Regions from separate parts of the Mus musculus genome. Here region 1 is linked to region 2. The links are chromatin loops, found by intact Hi-C in ENCODE. Cell type or tissue: left cerebral cortex. All regions are shown on one strand. Links, peaks and the distances in the headings refer to the core of each region. The heading gives the core; the rest is flanking DNA.

Evidence for each region. Hi-C counts contacts between places; a loop is a spot of excess contacts. Peaks named below come from ENCODE experiments on the same cell type or tissue, not always from the same donor. Only the 100,000 strongest peaks of a DNase experiment are listed, where the experiment ranks them.
Region 1: a loop joins it to region 2, with 5 times the contacts of the local background. A loop is called at or near these places in 3 of 42 quality-filtered maps.

The regions. Positions count from the first base shown.
Region 1 is chr6:28,746,837-28,757,231 of GRCm38, forward strand. All of the region lies in intron 15 of Snd1 (staphylococcal nuclease and tudor domain containing 1), which reads left to right. Among named protein-coding and RNA genes, the nearest start is that of Lrrc4, 80 kb to the right of the region's middle. In left cerebral cortex, for the core only: no CTCF peak of the experiment used is centred there; no DNase peak of the experiment used is centred there; H3K27ac peaks cover 123 bases.
Region 2 is chr6:28,693,573-28,703,967 of GRCm38, forward strand. All of the region lies in intron 12 of Snd1 (staphylococcal nuclease and tudor domain containing 1), which reads left to right. Among named protein-coding and RNA genes, the nearest start is that of Lrrc4, 130 kb to the right of the region's middle. In left cerebral cortex, for the core only: no CTCF peak of the experiment used is centred there; a DNase peak (open chromatin) is centred at 3,871; H3K27ac peaks cover 993 bases.

The DNA of each region.
Region 1 (10,395 bases), core at 2,766-5,265, 53 kb after region 2:
ATGTCAATCATTTCTTCTGTAGACTTAGCATTCTCCTAAGTGTCATAGTTCCAAGACATTGCCTAAGTTAACTTCCAGTCTGAAAGATAGATTACATAGCAGCAAATACATGCTACAAAGCATAACCACAAGTCTTTGGGAGGTAGACTTCCCTTGTGTGTAGGATGGGTGTAGGGGAGGAAGTCAGGCATCCTAAACTGGAGCCTAGGAGTAGATATGAAGGCCATAGTCAAAGCTAAAACAGTGAGAGAAGCTCGTTAGAGAAATGGGTAATTGGTTTGGCCTTGGATGTATAATATTTATAGTTTCCATGGCAATGTTGCGGCTCATCAGAAGAGCCTGGGCAGATGCTCAGATCATGGAGTACTCCGCATGTGTGCAGTGCCTGCAGAACAGCTTTAGGAGTGGTGTATTCCACCCCATATGTGAAGTGAACACCCAAGAACTCCAGCATAAGGCTACGAATTCCTATGCAGACAGGAGCTGCTACCCTGTGAATAACAGAACCATTGAGAGTGGTTCTGGGAGGCTAAGGAGATGGAGAACTCGGAGGAGCCAGCACAGTCAGAGTTAAAACATCAAGTGTGCAAAGCACTGACATGATCTTATACTGTTTAATCAGTCAGAAAGTCATAGGTGACCTTTGTAGATATATTTTCATCAGTTATCAACCAAAGGCAGATTCCAGGTGACTAGAAAATACCCATGGCTGCTGGTAAGGAGCAGACTTACCAGATAAAGACTGCTTAGCTCAAAGTCTATCAGAGAATGGAAAATAGCACATATGAATGAGAGTTGACTGGGTAACATGGCAAAAGGATGCCGGCATCTACTGTACTTCTAAAATTGACACATGCTGTCAAGTCATGAGGTTGTATGTTAGAGTTAGAAAGCTATCTAGTATAGCTATTTGTTTTTCTTAAAACAATCCTCGATTGTTAGCTAAAACTCAACAAAATCTTCATATCAAAAAGATAGACTAGCCAAGGCTGGTGGTAGAAGCCTATAATCACAGTACTGAGGAAATGGAGGCTAGATGATCGAGAGTTCGAGGCTATATATCTAGACTAACCTGAGCTACATGAGACCCTGTCTTCCAAAGAGGTTGTGCAGAGATAGGGAGGATGGAGAAAAATCTTAGGGAACATGCAGTTTAAAGAGATGAGGGGCCCTGATGCAAATTCGAGAATTCAAGGAGATTGTGAGTGGACAAGGCAAAGCTGACCTGGGGATGAAAGTTCGCTGGAACATGGGTGGTGTGAGTCTGCTAAGAGAGACCTTTGTGACCTCAAGGTGAATGAGCATAAGCATAGGCCTGGAGACCTGAGCTGTGACTGTTGGGACAGTCTATTCTCATGGCACAACTCACTCCACACCATATGAAACTAACTGCAAAAATGGTCTCTATCACAACTCGATCGCAGTTCGCAAGGGGAAAGTCAAGACATTTGTTGAACTCCATCCCTCCTTGCCGCTCTCATTAATCCTGGCCTTTTGGAGAGCTCTCTGTACTTGAAGGTGGGGTGGATACTTTGCATTTTTATGTGGCCTTTTTTGGGCAGACGGCCCCACAGCTTGATAGGGAGTGGCATTTGGCCGGAGCCAGCTGGTCTCTCTGTCACGGTTCCTGCACCCCTGTACGTGAAGTGATTGTTTAGTCAGATGGGATAGCAGGTGGGGCTGGGAAAGTCAGCTGCAGCTAACAGGTCAGTGCCTCCTGACAGCTCGTGCCCTTTAGTCCTTTCAGCACCTGGCCTAGGTTTGGTCAGCGAGCAGACGACCTTAGCCGATCAGAGCTGAGAGTGCTGAAGGTCCCTAAGCCTGCTGCTGTGCCTCCTGTGCACACTTATTTTGCTCTTGGAGGCAAATCACAGTTGGTGATCCTGAGAACCCAAGGCAGCTTATGTTTGTTTTTAAGGCATCAGTTTTCCTCCAGCAGCATTTAGTAAGCCACACACGTTTCCTTCCATTAGAACAAAAGCAGCAAACCTTAGTCTTTGAATTCACGTTAGCTCAGTCACTCACCGTGTGTGTGCAGCTTTATTTTGGTATCTTGTCTAAGAAAGACTGAAGCATATATTTGCAGCTCATGTGCCTCTTGATTCTTATTTTTTATGAGCATGGAGTGTGTGCCCTACTATTACCATGACCTTTGTGTGAAGGTTTTTTGTTGTAAATTACATGATACCCCTTGGGCATCAGGGCCATGCTGAGGGCACAGTTCAGGAAGTTGTCATACTGACTAAGCATAGCAGGTATCAAGGTAATGTCCTGTAAACAAAATGCCTTCTCCAGAACTAAAAGAGAAGAGTAATTTGAACCTTCAGGGTAAAGTAACGTAAGGAATCTTAAATCAGGTCTTTGGGATCTTTTGCCAACCTAGGTTGAAACACATACAAATTGTTTGCACTTCTATGCCTTAAAGTTGGTGCAGTCTGGTGAGTTACAAGCCAAGGTGAGCAGGGTGAGGGGCTGGGCTAGATAGCACTCACCTTACATAGAACTGACTCTTGGGACAAACTGTCTAGATGGCAGCAGCCACTTGGCAGGGGTTCCATGTGGACCACAGCAGGTGACTTACACTTAACCATTTACTTAGACACATGAGCTAGGACGAGAAAATGGGGCTTCCCTTTGCCTGCCCTTTGGCATCTCTTTTACTTTTTTGTGTCTTTCTGATTATAGCTCCCTGCCCCACCCCCTGGTGATGCAATCTGACAAGCTAGGCAATAAGGCTCTAGGTGTCTACGTTTTAATGACTGGTAGTGGATTTGTTCACGATGCACAAAAGGTGTGGCTATGTGTCTGTCCTTCCATCTTGAATGCCTTTGAATGGTGTTTCATTTCATTTCCTTCCTTCACTTCAAAGTCTCTTCCAGCCTGTCGTAATTGGAATATCAACTGCTTGTTTCAATAGACCAAAAACTTGTAATGAGAGCAAGGGAGGGAAGGTAAACAGGAGCATCCTTCTCATCTCCGGGCCCCAGGAATGGTAGATCCCCATTGATTACCAGTGCCTAACCAAATTACACAATTAAAGCCAATGTATGTTTAAGTGAGAAACCCCATTCTGCTATCAGAGAGGTGCTAATGAATCAGACTGTTACTGTGGTTGTGTTTGCTGGGCTTCTATCCTTAATTAAGCAATTACAGGGTCTGCTGATACTTATGAATTCCTTTCAGATGTTTTAATTGAATTGCAACTTAATGGATATTTGTAAAGTGGGATATTCTTTCTCTTGGGACTTCCCAGTTTGGATGTCTCCTCTGCCTGTGTGTTTTCAGTTGGGACCCGTCACCTGAAATAGGCAGTTTGACAAGAGACCTTCCGGAGATTCTGTAGCTATTTATTTATTTTTATGATGAAGAGCATCCCAAAATGTCACTTACAGGAAATTATTGCCACAACAGGTTTGGGCAGCATTTGTGACAAGGCCCAGAGTTCTCACAAATTTATTACAAGGTAGGTACATAAATTAACAAGATAGTTTATGCTCTCAAATTAACTTTTAATTTAGTAATATACACAGCCATATAAAACCAAGTAATAATAAAATTAGAATTATCATAAATGAAAGCAGCACATCGTAAGAATTGTCTTAGTTCCTTTTGTGTTGTGGCCATGACCCAGCTAAGCTGAGACTGGTAATGCGTATGGGGAAGAAGTGGATTCTGGCTCTCAGTTCTGGAAGCCGTGTCATCTAAATCCCGAGTGGTACCAGCATCTGCTTGCTTCTGTGGGAACCCCTGCTGCTTCAACTCAAGGTAGAAAGTTGAAGGGCAAGTGTATAACTAAAAGAGAAAAATTCCGAAGAGCAGGGTCACTTCCTAACTCCTACTCCTCCAGTAAATAATCCATCCCTTAAAGTCCCTGCCTGCCAACACTGCCATTGTACCAGTTGTATTTCACTGGGATGGAGGGGTGTGGGGGAGGGTAATACAGGATGGCAAACCCAGATGCAAAGCACAGCAAAAGAGCAGAGGAAAGAACAAGTAATTGAGGGATGAAAAACCTTCCAGGGAAGGTAGCAGAAGATGTGGAGCTTTTCTTTTGGCAGATTGGCTATCTAGGCAGAACATTTTTGCCTGTCTCAGTTCTCAGAAGAATTGCCTTACGAAAAGGATGCAGTCCTCATCGCTGTGTCTGCTTCTGTGGGACTTTCTCAACAAACTTCTTCTCAAAGGACTTTCCTCCCATTGAGCTTCAGTGCTGTGGCCTCAGCGTGAAGTCTCTGCCTGCTCACGGGCAGGTGAAAGAGCAAAGCCTCTAACTGTAGGCTGATTGTCTACCTTCTCAATCATGAACCAGCCCCAGAATGCACTGCCTCATAACTTATGAGACATTCATTGGCATGGTTATTTAATAATGTTTTCTGTCCTCTGGGCACCATCTTAAGGAAGATAGAAATGCATGATAAAGTTGGAGCCTTCTAGCAGGAAGGAATGTATAGACATAAAGGGGAACAAATATTTTAAGGATAGGGTAGCTGGGCTGTTCAGATCAGTCATCCCGACACATGAGCGGCTAAGGCAGGAAGATTGGCATAGTTCCAGGCCAGCCTGGAGTACAGTCTCAAAACAGTAATAATAGCAAACAAAACATGAGGTAGGAGAAAGAGAAACACAACCTTAAATTACAAACAGATGAGACTCACTTGGAGATTCTGAAACAGTAAATAAGCATTGTGATACTCTTAGAGAGCTAACCGTCCTGCTCTGAAACCCAGAAGTTCTAGATTCAGAGACCAGTGGGACAGACTGCTAGTTTGGGCCAAGGCAGGGTACCCTGTTCCATAGTATTTTAATGGTATGTCATCTTCAGTGAGAATGGAAATGCCCGTATCTGGGAGTGGACCATAGGGCTCAAAGGATAAAATAGTGTTTCAGGAGACAAGAGGGAGGGCTTCAATTAGTTCAATAGCCACTTCAAATATTTTTCTGAACAAGGCAAAGTAATAAAGTCATCAGTAAAAATAAAATTTGTTCAGCATAGTTTAAGGGAGCCACAGACCTTGTAGCTGAAACACTTAAGGATTCTGATTTTCAGATTCCTCAACAATTGTTTCATTCAGACAAGCCAAATTATCTTGGTATGATGATGGTGACCAGGGGTTGAAGGAAACAGCAAGGCCCTATGGCAATTCTGTGTCAGCCTGTGTCAGCCAGGGGCTTTTCATTGTGGAACCCTCTGTGGAGTGTGTCAGACTTCTGTGGCCTCCAAGTCAAACTGTTCAATTGATCCTGTCTCACTTGGGTTCTGTGTGCCAAAGAAACATTGTATAATCCTCCACTTGGAATGCCTTTGGCTGATCGCTGGGAAGATTCCTTCTGAACTCTTCGACTTCGCAGAAGGCTGCCAGTGCTTTTTGTGGTCTTATTAGTTCAGAGTCTTGGTTTAGGTGAGATAAGGGTGATCCTTGGTAGAAACAAAACCTGTCATTCACAGAGAGTACGAGCCCTGAGAAGGAGCCAGAAGCAGGGCTGTGTGCTTTTTCCTTTACAGTTCCTCCTCCTCTTCCTTTTCTACTTCAACAAGGGTTCCTTGCTGAATCTTCTTAGGGCAGGGAATGGTGAAGAGGAAGTTTCCAGGGATCTGAGAGGTCCATTGGCATGTGTTCAGTTATAGCACAGTCTCTCTGGTTGTGCCCATTGCATTCCATGGCATTTTCAGAATACATTTTGGTAGAGGGTTGTTTGTTGTAGTTTTCTCTCAGCACCATTACATCAGCTTGCTGGCATTTTCTATTTACCAACTAGCACTGGTGAAAAGGCATCCTAGATTAGGCTACTCTCCACTAGCCTAGCTTTATGAGGGAGTCTGCTTGGCCAGAAAGATTATAGAAGCAGACCCTGGATGAAAGACAGGAAACATAAAAAATAATTTGATGATTTAAAACTAAAAGGAGGAAATAATTTGATGATTTAAAATTAAAAGGAGGAATGGACGGATGGCTCAGCAGCTAAGTGCACTTGTTTGCAGATTTGGTTCTAGCACCCACATGGCAGCTCACAACTCTCTGTAACACCAGTCCCAGGGGATCTGACACCCCCTTTTGGTCTCCACAGGCACCAAGCAAACACATGTATGTAGACCTACATGCAAGCAAAGCATATATATAACAGTTAATAATTATTTTTTAAGAGAAATGTTATGACATTTCTTGTAGTGAGTAGCCTCAGCATGAACAGTACACACTACTTGTAAGAAGTATCTTGGTTGCTATGAGAACTGCCTCTCAATTTACATCATTTAACCTGTTCATTATTGAACAATGAAATAAATGGTCTTGGCCCTTCTCTTCTGCCCTAGGTCATTGCTCCCCTTGCAGCTTGTTCATAAAGTTGCTGGGGTCTCTCCAACTGATGTCTGGATTTGCATGAAATTGTACAGTTTGTATGGGAGCTACACACTTGAAAGTTGCCTGGTGTGGGCCACCATGCGCATTCCCTCAGTTGGCCTTTACAAGGCCTCACAGACTTTGACTCACCACGCATGAGGCCACCGAAGCCCTGGGAGCTGTGCCTCATAGGAACATTCCTATTCTGACGGAGAGGTGCCAGGCATCGCCCCATATGTGCAGAAATGAGGCACAGAAGTCCCTGTCATATGTGGGAAGCATCTGAGACAAATGCAGTCACTACTGAAGCTTTTTTCCATTTATTTCAATTACTTAGAGGTTTTGGAAAGGTTTAACCAGGGTTTCTTTTCTCTTTGCCTATGAAAAAATAAATGAGAAGTACATCTTCTATGGCTCCCTGCTAACAGGGTTCTAAAATGGGCTGTGGAAGAACTTGACATTGGCGCTCTCAGGCTTCCCTGTGTGTAGTCCTCCCTTCTGTGTAGTCTAATGTTGCTTTACATAGAATTCCCGGATAAACACTGGGACTCCTGTGCACACCTTTACTGTGGATGAAGGTGGCTAAGTCTACCAGTCAGCAGACTAGCAGAGAAGTCCCTGTTTCCCTGCCCTTGTGTGCCTCCTTTTCCTGAGCTTGTACATCTGCTAGTGATTTTTCTAGGGTTAATTTGGGTGTTTTTATTTTTAAATTGGAACATGGTGTCTGTCTCTTCTCGGTGTGTGTTTTGGATGCAGCCCCTGTGCTAGGCATGCGGTTATTAACTCCACTGATACGCCAGTTCACTCATTAGCATTTGCATTTTAAATTACAAGCTAGAGCAGACGACATTTATGCTATATTTGTACCATTGCCTTCTTCATGAATGATGTTGTATGTGCAGGGAATGCAGAAATAACTCTAAGGCCCTGATATATTTTAGTCTGTTTTTCAGCAAACTGCTATTTCTTTTTACTCTTGATTCTCATTGTTTAACAGGGAATTTTTTTTATTCTTTTCCAAGTTTAGATATGCTCGTGAGTGCTACTGATTGGGAAATGGTAACAACAACAACCCTTCGTATCAAAATAGGCATATTGCGTAGAGTGGCCATCTTTCTCACTCATGTGGTATTCCTTGTAAGCAGCCTGCTTTGATTTGAAGAGAGCAGAGTTTTCTCCTTCCCAGAGCAGTGGGTGGAAGACATGGTAACAGATACTTGTTCTTGCCTGTATCTGTGCTCCCATCCCCCCTTGTAAAAGCCAGTGGTTACTTACACCTGCTATTGCTCAGCACTGCAGGGGAAGAAAAGAAGATGGTGGAGGCCTTCGAAGGGTTAGCATTTGGACTTCACTGCCCTGCATACTAGATCGTGAATTGCCAGCACAGAAGTAGCCCCTTAAGATGAGAGGTGCCAGCAGTTAAATCCTCTTGCCCAGCCCCTGCTCATGGTAGATAGCAACTTCATCATAAAGATCTCGAGAACCAAATGAAAACTGCACAGTCATGGACTGGGACCAGAGCCTTCCCAGCCTCTCCCAGCTCTTCCTAACCTGGAGCTTGCTGATTAAGGGCAGAAAGCTTGCATTGGCTGATCAGCACACATGTAGTGCTTTTTCTATAATTCAATATCTGATTTTGTTTCTTTAAGTTCTGACTTACAGGGACCTTTTTTGGTAAAAGACCAGTTCTTTTACACCCCCCCCACACACACACACACACACTCACTATACACTTTTAAAATAGTGTAAAAGGGTCTCAAATGCATATTGCAAATCAAGGTGCATTCTGGGTAGACAACCAAAATTCTGCAGTTGATATAAGTAATTTCCCTTATTTCTTTCTAAAGCAAGCTTGCTCAGTCTCTCTCTCTCTCTCTCTCTCTCTCTCTCTCTCTCTCTCTCTCTCTCTCTCTCTCTCTCTCCTCTGCTAACTAATTCCTGAGTAAATAAGATATAAGCACCTACGAGGCTGGTGAGGTACAAGCTTGTAATTCACTAACTCAGAGCCTGATGCCTGCAGCTGGGCATGTGCTCTCTGGCTGAACATTGCCTGCTATGTGCAGGGCTTTGAGCCTAGACCTTAGCACTAATTTTCAAAAATACAATAAAATCTGTCTTATTGCTGCACATAATATGTCATACACTAAGTAATAAAAGACATTACATGGCCTGGACAGATGTAATTCTAAGCCTCCTTTCATGATGGTATGCCTCCTGCTATGAGTTTGAACTTGCGGTAAGTACTATCACATCATATTTATCAGTTATTGAGAGGATAGGCCTAGTAAAACGAAGGTCTAGACTAGACTTGGCTCCTTTGGTTTCTTCATCATAGTAGCATTTGAGCCGTATTACTTCCCTAACTTCCACTTCACATATCTGATACAGGCTTCTGTGTGTCTTCTAATTGTATCAGTTGGTCTTATACACATCTTACCTGGGCTGGGCTGAATCAGAGTTTCCCCTAGGAAATTCACACCCAGCATGACAGATACTTAGGTTCACCAAGGGACTCCAAAGTCCAGTGAGTCCTTCCATGTCCATTTCACAGTCCAAGTTCTGCTGACTCTGCCACATGCCTTTGCATCAGTTCATCTTCTGTGAACAAAACACACATGAAGTTCTCTAAGACCTTGTAGACAGTGTGCAGCAGCTTGGGTGATAAGTGCTAACCTAACAGGACACTCTGAATTCAATCCCCAGCCCTCTGTAAGTGAAGGCAGAAAGATCTAAGATTGGTATGATCCATGGCTACATAGCAAGTTTTAAAATGGCCAGCCTGGACCCAACCCTGTCTCAACGCCTGAACAAAATAAAAAGGTAATGGACCAGATAAAATTAATAGAAAATTGCTCCATACCTCTGCATCTCTTCTATGGAAAGTCCCTTTTGGGTACATTCAGTGTTTACCACCTGTGAGCACATGCATTCTGTGCTCAGTCTTTGGCTTCTTTGGTTTCTAGGCCTGTTTCTTGGTGAACCTGTTCTCTGAAAACAAAACTGTACCTTATAGGATAGCCTGCATGGCAAGGAGTTGGTAAGTGGTCCCCAGAGACATCAGGTGGTAAGGCAGGACAGAAGACCTTTGCAGTCCACTTGGTTGGTATAGCAGTGGGCATTAGTAACATTTACAGATGCTACTTAAGGGTGCTGATGAAAGCAAGACAGATAGCTCTCTAAAGAGCCCAGAATCCCATAGCCTGCCTTAGTTCTCTTACATTGGCTATCCATTTGAAATGCTGGCTACTGCCAGCCACTCCCCTTCCTGCTGAGCAGGTTCTCTACGAAAAGGAGATGTGCCATAACTGCGTCCCGGCATCCTACCTCGTGGCTCTCTGTCCCTGCCTCCAATATATCCTGGCTTCTGACAGAAACCTTGAATTAAGTGGGTTAGGAATAAACTGCTTGACTGCGTGTGTGCAGATAGCTTCTCTCACCAGCTATCTGAAGTGCTTTTTGAAATACACGGGAGCCCTTTGTAAGCTGCTTTATAAGCTGTGAAGTCCATTGTTGCTGCTCACTGCAGCCAGCTTGGCTCTACCCTAAGTAATGTCTCCTTGGCTCCTGGCCAGGGCTGGGTATTGCAAACTCTAGTAAGCAGGAAAGTCGCCCACCAGAGTCACTAGCAGCTGTTGCAGGTTGGAGGATTTGCAGAAATTGAGATTGCTGTTCCCAGATATTGGCACTTGCCTGGTGATGAATGACCGACTCTGTGCAAGGGGACTCTGTATGCTTTCCTTCAGCCTTTTATTCTCAGCCATCTATTGTGGCACCCACTCAATGGCCCCGTTGTGGAGGAGGACCGCTAAATGCTGGAGTGAGTAGCCTGCCTCTGCCTCCATTCCCTCCTTCAGTTGGCCTCAACTGAGACATTAAGAATAGCTCTTTGATCCCCTGATCTGATTCTGGAGGCAGGAATTTCTTGGGCCCTAACACAAATGCTAAGGGCAAAGAATTGAACCTCAAGAGAGATGAGAAATGACCTTCACCTGATAGAATCTGAAGTGAATTCCACTTTCATTACCCCGTGTTCTTACCTTAACCCCTTAACCCCTCT
Region 2 (10,395 bases), core at 2,820-5,319:
AAGGTGCCAGGTAGGGAGCCTAACAGGCTTCTGGGGAAGACAAGTGTCCCTGCTGGGTGGCTTCTCTTTTGTCAGGATAATAGGCCACTTTTATTCCAGAAATTCCTGTTTCACCATATGCAACTGTTTCTCTGTGTTCTCTCTCCAAGTGTCTGTATAAGACTGACCTTTAAAAGAAGTCTGCCACACTGTAAAATGTCTTTAAGGAAGTTGGTTTCTTGCATGGCTTTAGAAAACAAGTGAAGTAGACAAAGCTGCAATCCAATATCTTTTCAGTGCCCACGGCTATGGAACTGTTTAACTGGTAAGGCGTGTGTGGCCTGTGATTTGTTTATCCATTCTGAGTGAGTGTAGTTGGGGTATAAATTGTGTTTGTAAACTAGCAGCAGACCTTCACGCCCTACCCAGTCCTTCTTATAGACTCCTGTAAATGACCCATTGCCTAAATAGAGTAGCTTTCTTTTTTACCTTGTATGTATTGTACACATTAATACATTGTTCATGGATGTGGCTACACTACACTTACACTGCTTACCTCTGAGTTGGTGTCTCTAAGCCGTCTGCCTTTCTTTGTTTCCCATTTGCTTTTCCTTAGCAGAGTGGCCGAAGCTGTTGGGTTCTGGGGCCGTTAATGCCCCACATAGCATTTCACATTTAGATGGAGAGCACACATGAGAAGGACTCAAGTGGCAAGACAACACAATCCCTCTTTCTTCTCCAAGAAGGCTAAAGATTAAGTGCTGTCCAGCTACCTGCCCTGGACCATGGCACTGCAGTAGGAATTGGGGATCATTGGAGCAGATACAGCACTCCTGGCAGATGTCACTTGCCTTTGTCATCTTAGAGGAAAGTGTGGTCCATGTACCATGCTACTTAGTTACTTGGATAGTTGTGCTAAGGCAGTGGTTCTGAGCCTTCCTAATGCTGTGATCCTTTAACTCAGTTCCTTATGATGTGCTGACCCCCAACCATAAAATTATTTTCATTGCTACTCCATAATGGTAATTTTGCTGCTATTTCGAATCATAATATAAATGTCTGTGTTTTAGTGACACACACACCCCTCCTTCCAAAGGGGTCAAGAGCTGCTGTACTAAACCTTGAACCTTGAAGTCTCATACTAGGCAAACACCCTACTCTATAGCTCAAGTAGACTGGGAATATGTCATCTTCCTGAATCAGCCCCTTGAGTGGCAAGTATCTGGGATCATGGCCTTTGCCACCAGGCTTGGCAAGAACTTTTGTTTTAAACTCTTACGAATGAGTCTTCATGATGTCAGCGTCTGTTAAATCTATTAAGATGATTTTGGATGCAAAGAACAGTAACAATTCTGACTGTACTAGTAAGGGAGTTATTAGTGTGAGAGAATTATGGAAAGATAGAACTAAGTAGCCGGGAGCAACACAATGCCAAGAGTCAGGAAGCGTTAGTTATGGTTGCTTTAACTAGTAGTTTGGCCTAAGCACCCTTACCAGCTTCACTGGATGTTGCTGCAGGGGCCAGGTACCATTGTAAAATTCTAACTGTCCTGTCAACCTGTCTGTGTCAGAATGACTTATCTGCCAGGAATGAGAACATCAGTGTCCAGTGATGATGTGCATGGGATGTGGAGCTTTACTGCGTCCCATTGAGACCATGGCTGTGAGCTGTGTGTAAGGAACATGGCATTTGGTAGCTTTCACACATTTCTATGCCATATTGTACCCAAGTAGTCAGAATCCTCTTCGTTTAGTGACTTGTCAGAGAATAGTGTGGTGGTCAGCAAAAGAGTGAGCCTGCAGTCAGACTGAACAAGCCCAGAGCAGTCTACATGGTCAGTAAGAGAGAGAAGGCAAGAATTTTTTCCCTCATCTGAAAGTCCACACTCATCACACTACAGCTTTTCTTCTTTTTCTTTAAAGCAATCTCAGTTCCTAATGCCTTCTGAGCATTTAAGTAAGTGTTCTATCAGTAAGGTGCACTCTCAAAGTCAACAAGGTGATGTATTGTGAAATACTATTTCTCAAAGGATAGAAGGGCAGAGAAAGAGATGAAGAAAATGTTGCTCTGTTTCCAGTGAATGGTTCTGCTTTATGTTGGAATATATGTTGAGGGGAAAGGGAAGACATTGGTCATTTTCAAATCATTCATTTCTCAAATAGGTCCACTGAATCTCCTTTGTTGGCAGACAAACCATTTAGTTAAATGTCTAATGTGTATTTTAGCAAGTTTATTAGTATTAGAGTGGTCAAACTTATAATCTAATATGAATAGATTATTTTTAATGTGCTGATATATTTTTAATGTATTAAAGGCATCTTAGATAATTCATGAGCACATTATATTTATTCCTGTTTTATAGAAATTTTAAAGGACAGCAGTATAAGGGAAATGGTCTGAGATTCAGAGGGCTCTTGGGTGCCTGTTGTGATGGTGTCTGTCTCTGTTTTCCCTTAAACATCTGCTTACAATTTATCTCTGGATCTGTCTTCATCTCTATATGGAAGCATTTAGATTAGTTTATCTCTGCGGACTCTTTTTGCTCAAAAATTCTGTGACTCAGTCAGTTATTACTTTGTTTTCATCTGACAGCCCACAGAACCCCCTGGGAACTCTGTGAGAAATCAATCTGCTAGCCAATAAATATTTATTGAATGCCTACTAAGTGTGTGACTCTTCATAGACCAGGAGGGAATACAGTCTAGGTGTTCAACAAGATACACTCAGAAAGGAAGACGATAATACATAGCGTCAACAGACACCTGCTAATTTTGTGTGCCACCACAGAGCACAATGGGTGGGTGCCAGGTCTGGGAGCCCCCAGGAAGTGCACTGCCTGGGTGAGCACAGTAAAGCTGGAAGGGACTTCCTCAGGCAGGGCTAGAGAGGTCTCCAGGGCTAGACTGTACATAATATTCTTGCTTATTGTGTGACACTGCTTAGTGAGAAAGACACTAGATTCAGAATGGAAAAACTTGGCTTCTGGTTGCAGCTCTGCCACTTACAGTAGGATATCATGCTGCAAATCTGAAAGGATTTACTCTTTGGGGAAACAAAAGGCATGTCTGCCTCTGTATTGATAAAAAGATTAGGTAAGATATTGTGTGTTAAAATGACAGTCCTTTAGTAGCCCCCACAAATGTCTGCTACAGCTACAACAGTCTTTCAGTGACTGTAAGTAAGCTGTGCCATCAGACATTGATAGATTGGGTGTTGGATCAGGCAAAGTCTCTGTCATACTAAAATGCTGCCTCTCTATTCCCAGCCTTTTGGTTATACCATGACTCTTGCTCATAAGAGGTGCCACAAGTTTCATGTGCTGATCAAATGAGATAACTATTTTAAAGTATTTAAAAAAGGACTCAGTAAAGACCAGTCTTCCTAGCCTCCCTTAATCTTATATCCTTTCTCCTTATCTGTCTCTTCACTGTTCCTCTCCCCATCCCCCGTTGATGTCCTCTCACACCTCCTTCCCCTCCCCAACATCATTTCAGACATAGGAAGTCCATGCTTGTCTCTATATTGAAACCTTCCAAGCGTGTATTCTCTGGTGGTAGAGCTGGTGCTGGTGACTGGAAGAAGTAGGACTATTTGGCATCTAAGTGTTTTTGAAATGATTGAGCTGGCAGTGTTAAGGATCAGGTAGGGGATGCTGTATAGACCATAGAAGACACAGTGGACGTCTCAGCAAGAGTGGGGAGGAAGAATAGAGAAAGAAAGCATGGAGGTTTGAGTCCTGCCGGGATGTTGTTCTGCAATCAACATGGCTGGCCTGTGGGACTGCAGGATGGAGGAGGTGATTGGTACAATTCAGCAAAATTTTTAATCTAGGAAACTGCATTTTATTTTTGAAATGCTGAGTTTTATGTGAGGATGACTCACACAAATTCACATGTCCTGCAAATAGTTGGAAATGTGAATGCATGGCATATTTAGCTATGAGTAGACCAATTTGGCTGGGTTGGAAGCACGTGTTTGTTAGACCAATTACTTTTTTTTTTTTTTAAGCTAGATCTAGGGGCTGGTGAGATGGCTGAACCATTAAGAACATTTGCTACTCTTCCAGAGGATCCCCAGTTCTGTTTCCACCACCTACTTCAAGAGGTTCACATAAATCTGTCTCTGTGATCTGAGACCTCTGACCCCTGCAGGCACCCACCATCACATGCACATACCCATCCACAGGCGCACACATGTATGTACACATAATAATTTTAAAAGGGCACATATCATATCTTTTCCTCTAGTTCTTTTTATTTTATTTTATTATTTATTTATTTATTTATTCTTGATTTTTCAAGACAGGGTTTCTCTGTATAGCCCTGGCTGTCCTGGAACTCACTTTGTAGACCAGGCTGACCTCGGACTCAGAAATCCACCTGCCTCTGCCTCCCAAGTGCTGGGATTAAAGGCGTGCGCCACCATGCCCGGCATTTGCTCTCGTTCTTTATGAGGCACCTATTGTCTCCATTTCTTCCATAGAATAACTTTGGTGGTCACTGTCATATCCTCTGTCATAGAAGAAGATTCAAACCAGCCCATGCTTTGTTATTCTTTAGTTTTATTGTGCTTGACTGGGATAGTTGTAGACTGGGGAAGAATGCTAACTGTTTGAAGGTGGGTGGTATCTGTGTTATTGCTATTTATTTAATATGCTCCTCCTTCCTCAATAGCCTCACTTCCTCAAGTATTTGGTCACCTTGGCAGTACCCTGGTATTTGGAGGGGAAGTGTCATCATGAGCAGAATGCTAGTTATACTCGTCTCATAAAGCCTTAAACATGATATTGCTGAATACTAAGACTATCAAATAAGAGGTGGCAATAAGATTCTAGCACTGCAGAAATCCTGGGGCGAAGTAAAATTGTCTGTTTACTGAGCAGAACTATCTGATGTTGTGTTTCCTCCCTTCTTTTGCTAAAGCATTTTCAGCCATATTTTCAGAACTATACCCTCCACTAGCCAGATGTATGATGTGGCTTTAGGGGTTTCATTCTATGGCTTCCAGCCATAGTGTTTGACTCCTGCTTTCCCTGTCAGTTGCTCCTTCAGGAAATCAACGAAAGTATGCCTAGTGCAGTAATAGAACATAAGTGGACCAGGTATCTCTGTGGTTCATAGATGCGTTGGCAGGCGAATGTGAAGGAACACCTCCTCAGTACCCAGCGTTTAAAAGCCAGGGCCCTGGACCTCTTTGATTTTTCCTGTTTTTTTTTCCCCCACCCAGTCTGAAGAATGCTGTTGGAGTTGAGTGGAGCATGGCCTCTGTGTCTGGGGGCATTGATTAGTGCTCAAATGTAAGGCTAGTTTTGAAGTGTAATCATCATTAAGTGATTGATAAAGACATTTCCGTGGCTGTGAGCTAGATCAGGTTAGTGGCTGCCTGTGTGTAAGGCAGCGGTGGTCATGGAGGCCTTGTCCTCCTCTTTTCCATCCTGCACTTCCTGCCTTCATTCCCAATGTGGCCTACAGTCAGACTGAGTCTACTCACATCGGTCTGCATCCCACTCTTGTTGCTTATCTTTCCCTTTCTGGGATCCTTTCCTTTTGCTACGATGGTTAAAGAGCAGAGAAAATACTAGCTCTTTGAAGATGGGTGCTCTCTCATTACAGCTGCATTCCAATTTTATTGTTCTTCCTTGCCCAGATGGTTTGCTGCTTTGCAAGTGTGCTCTTCTCTCCCCTCTCCCACCCCCTGGAACACAGTAACACACATAATCGTTGCTTCTAAGAGTTTTCCTTTTTTCTTGATTGGTTGGTTCACGTCTTTTTGTTGTTTGTTTGTTTAACAATAAACCATTTATGGCCCCACCTCCCCCAGTCCTCCCTCCATTCTTGAGATGGGCTCTCAGTATGTAGCTCTGGCTGACCAGGAGCATTAGTCCCTTCCTGCCTCTGTCTCCTGAGTGCTGCTGGTACAGGAATGCATCTCACACCTGGCCATAATAATGACATTTTAATTTTTAGGTTACAGTGTATGTATACTTTGATAGCCCTTGGCAGTGAAGACAAGCTCTTCCTCTATCGTCTCTGCTGGCCTCAAACTTAGCATTGCCTCAGCCTCCAAGTGGTTAGAAACGGGGCCGATAGGCCCAGGAGTTGTAATCTATTACACTGGCCTGTTGATGTGTTGAGGGGTTTGGGACCAGGCTCTTTTCTGGTGGGTTGTCACAGAACCTCCAGTGTGCATGCTTTGCTGCAGGCCTCGCTCTACCTTAATTCTACCCTTAATAGTTTATGATTTCCCTTCCACTTCACCTGACCTCATCACTAAAGCTGACGAGGAACACAGAAACATTAAAATCTTCTAGTTTGTTGTCAGTTTGTATTGTGAATGCTGAGAGAGTCACCTAGCACTGTCAAGATTTTTTTTTTTTTTTTTTTGGTTTTTCGAGACAGGGTTTCTCTGTGTAGCCCTGGCTGTCCTGGAACTCACTCTGTAGACCTTGAACTCAGAAATCAGCCTGCCTCTGCCTCCCAAATTCTGGGATTAAAGGCGTGCACCACCACTGCCTGGCTCTGATGATATTTGTTAAAAAGAAAAGGTTTAGAAATCAATTTGAATCAATTTTAGAACCAGCTAAGTTTAAGAGGAAGTTTTAAAAGAAGGTAGGTAAGATGGAGGTAGAGAATTTAGAAAATCTGTAGAAGATATGTATTTCCAATTATTGATGCTTCAGAAACAAATATCCTGTGTGCACGTGCTGCTGGGTTGTAAGAGAAGTGCTTGGCTGTCTGGGTGGGAAAGGGGTAGAGCTGGGACCCTTTCAGTCAGTAGAAACCAGGAGACCAAAGACACCGTTATGGAAATGTGTGATGTGAGTCTTGGGAAAGGTGATCCTATTAGCTTTTAAAAGCTATCCTTCGCTTAGTGGGATTTTTTTCCTTCTTTTGAGGTCTACTCTGGTTAGAAAATACTCAGAGTAAGGTTTTCTTCCTGGCCCATTGTCTCTCTCAGTCTGTCTTGTGCTGAATTTTTGTTCTTACCCTTTATAGATGCATTTTTTTTCCAGCTTTAAGAAGCCAAGTCTGTCACCAGCCTGAAGTGCTGGGTTCCTGCCTCTAAGAATATGAGTGCTAGAGGTCTTAGTGGGAACAGAGGATCTTTGTGGAGCCTCCTTTGAGGAACTGTGAGCATTAAGCATTTCGAATGGTATCAGAATTAATCTTCATTACCAACCCTGTGGAACTTAGGGTAGCCATGGAAGGACATCTCTGGCAATATCTATGAGGATGCTTCAGTAAGGTTTGACATCAGGAAAGATGCACGAATGTGGACAGCACCCTGGCATGAACCTGGGGCTGAATAAAATGGAGAAAGCAAGCTGAGCATCATCGCTCTCTGCTTCCTGACTTTTGGATGTAGTGTGACCAGCCACCTCACCTTCCTGCTGCTGTGGCTTCCCTACCACAGAGGCCTATGTGTCCTCACATTGTCAGCCTGAAGTAGCTGTTGTCGGTATTTTCTCCTAGCCTCAAGAAAAGTAGCTGATATGGACCAAAAGCTCACATTCTCCATATGTTCCGAAGAATCTTCTGATCTATTTGTTGAGTCTTTCATTGAATTTCTTTATTGAACCTTTGCTTTCTTACTGCCTCAACTGAGTTGCAAAGACAGACATAAGCTCTAGATTCTGTTGTCCATCAGCTCCACTGTAGCATTTGTCTGAACAGCTGATGAGAAAGAAATTGAGCCATTATAATAGAGTTCTGGGCCTCTAGGCCAGCGCTGTGAGAATGCCCACACTTAAAGCAAAAGCTTAGCCAGTGTACAAAAAGGAAGTAGCCGAACCCTTCCAGCATCATACTGTTGTAGCCTTTGGGAATCATAGCTGCCCATCCTAAGCCTATGCCTCAATGTCTCACAGAATACAAACATGGAGTGTGTGTTGTCTGTGGCATTTGACCTTCAAGTCTTGAAATTACAATAATATTTACAATAAAGTTGTATGGTGAGTGTGTAAATGCATATATATATATATATCTATATACATATATATATATATATATATATATATATATATATATATATATACACACACATACACACACACACACACACTCGAGATACATTTCTTCCCACAGACAAGGTGACTGCTGAATATACTGAGCTTTTAATTACCATTCAGTCCTTCCCTTTAAGTTTCATTAAGATATATTGCAAAAGTATTTCTTTGGGTTTGCTTTATTTTAAATATGTGCCCACATGTGTTTGCCTTAAGGAAAATATTCTCCTTTTGTAATCTTCCTAGGCACCTCAGTGGCTGATAAAATGAAGATGGCTCTTAAGTGGAAAATGTTAAGCTCAAAGGGCCTAGATAGAAATCTGGGCGCCTGGAGCACTGAGCTATCTATTATCCTTTTCAGATGGAGAGTGGCGGGGGTGGGCCTGCAGAGGTGTGAGCTATTATTATTCCCCTGCCTGCTCTGTAGGTCCTTATCCATTTAGCCCAGTTTCTATTTATCATGTTACATATTTTAGTTAGCTCTTCTTCTAGGCACCAAATCATGGAAGTCACATAGTGTGTGAGTGAGAGAAGTATTCTCCCTGTTGCATATGCATGAGCTTTGTCTGTATTGATAGCCAGACATCTAAATGCATCATGTCTAATCAGTTAAGTCATGAATTAACATTCTTGAGAAACAGGCTTTTCATAATTTAGCTCTGAAAAGTTAGTATGGTTAGTGTTTGTAGACAAATGGAAATAATTTCATCTGAAGGTACATAGAACTCTAAGGAGGCATATCTGCTCAGAGAATAGTCCAACTTGAGGTATCAAGGCCCCAGGAGGAGGCTATAGAACTTGCACAGGGCAGAGTCTGTGGCAGATGCACACATCTATCTAGGAATGTGGCTCTGAGGCAACTCAGGAGGAAGTGACAGCAGTGATACAGCTTGGCTCTGGACAGGCATGTGGATCCTGCAGGGAAGCACACTAAGGATAACCCTCTTCCTTGGATGGAGAGAGTTAAAGGTAGGGAAGGGAGCAACACTGTGCAGGACTTGTGTTACATCCTGCTGGTTTTGGTACAGCTTCCCCAAGAAGGGGAAATTGATGCTTTTATTTACTGGTCCTTTAAGTTGGAAATCTTCGATCTCTTCTATACCTATTATCCTTAGGTTTGGTCTTCTCATTGTGTCCTGGATTTCTGGATGTTTTGTGTTAGGAGCTTGTTGCATTTTGCAGTTTCTTTGACTGTTGTGTCAATGTTTTCTGTGATATCTGCTGCACCTGAGGTTCTCTCTTCTATCTCTTGGATTATGTTGGTGATGCTTGCATCTGTGACTTCTGATCTCTTTCCTAGGTTTTCTATCTCCAGGGTTGTCTCCCTGTGTGATTTCTTTATTGATTCTATTTTCATTTTTAGATCCTTGATGGTTTTGTTCAATTCCTTCACCTATTTGTTTGTGTTTTCCTGAAATTCTTTAAGGAATTTTTGTGTTTCCTCTTTAAGGGATTCTGTTTACATGTGTTCTCTTGTATTTCTCCTTAAGGGGAGTTATTTATGTCCTTTTTAAAGTCCTCTATCATCATCATGCAATGTGATTTTAAATCAGAGTCTTGATTTTCCTGTGTGTTGGGGTATCCAGGGCTCGCTGTGGTGGGAGAACTCAATTCTGATGATGCCAAGTAGCCTTGGTTTCTGTTGCTTATGTTCTTGCCCTTGCCTCTCACCATCTGGTTATCTCTGGTGTTAGCTGGTCTTGCTGTCTCTGACTGTAGCTTGTCCCTCCTGCAAGCCTGTGTGTCAGCAGTCCTGGGAGAACAGTTCTCTCCAGGAGACATTAGTGTAACTCAAGGCTGGCACCATGAGAACCCTGATTTACAGCCAGTTGATGTGTCTGTGTACTGATGTAGTGATATTTTTGTTAATAACTTGATTTTTCTTTCTTGTGAATGTAGGAAAATTACCTCATTTATAGGAATTACACACTTAAGAACTGGGAGATGATAACAAAACAGGTCAGGCACTTGTTCTCAGATGGTTCTTCTTTGTACAGTATGTGCAACTTTTCTGGAACACTGTAGACTTGTGAATTATACACATATATTATAAAGCAATCCAAACAATTGTAGCCAATTAACTTACTCATTAATATATTTTTCTGTTACTTTCAATATTAAGATGTAGGGAGGCAATGGGAAAGGTAGACAAAAATATGCTCCAATGCTTAGAGTCTTGTGTACTTAAAATACTACTTTTTAAATATTTTTATTCTCTTTCATGGGCTTAATGGACCTTGTTCACATTTGTAGAATCTGGGACCTGATGGTTTGAAATTGTCTTCCAGATGGAACTTGGGCTTGCTATAACCTGCATGCAGTGTGGATTGAAGTGGGTGAGGACGATGCCCAGAATTGTAGACACTTCGAAAAAAACCTGCATGTGACCCCATGCCATTCGTTTCTATGA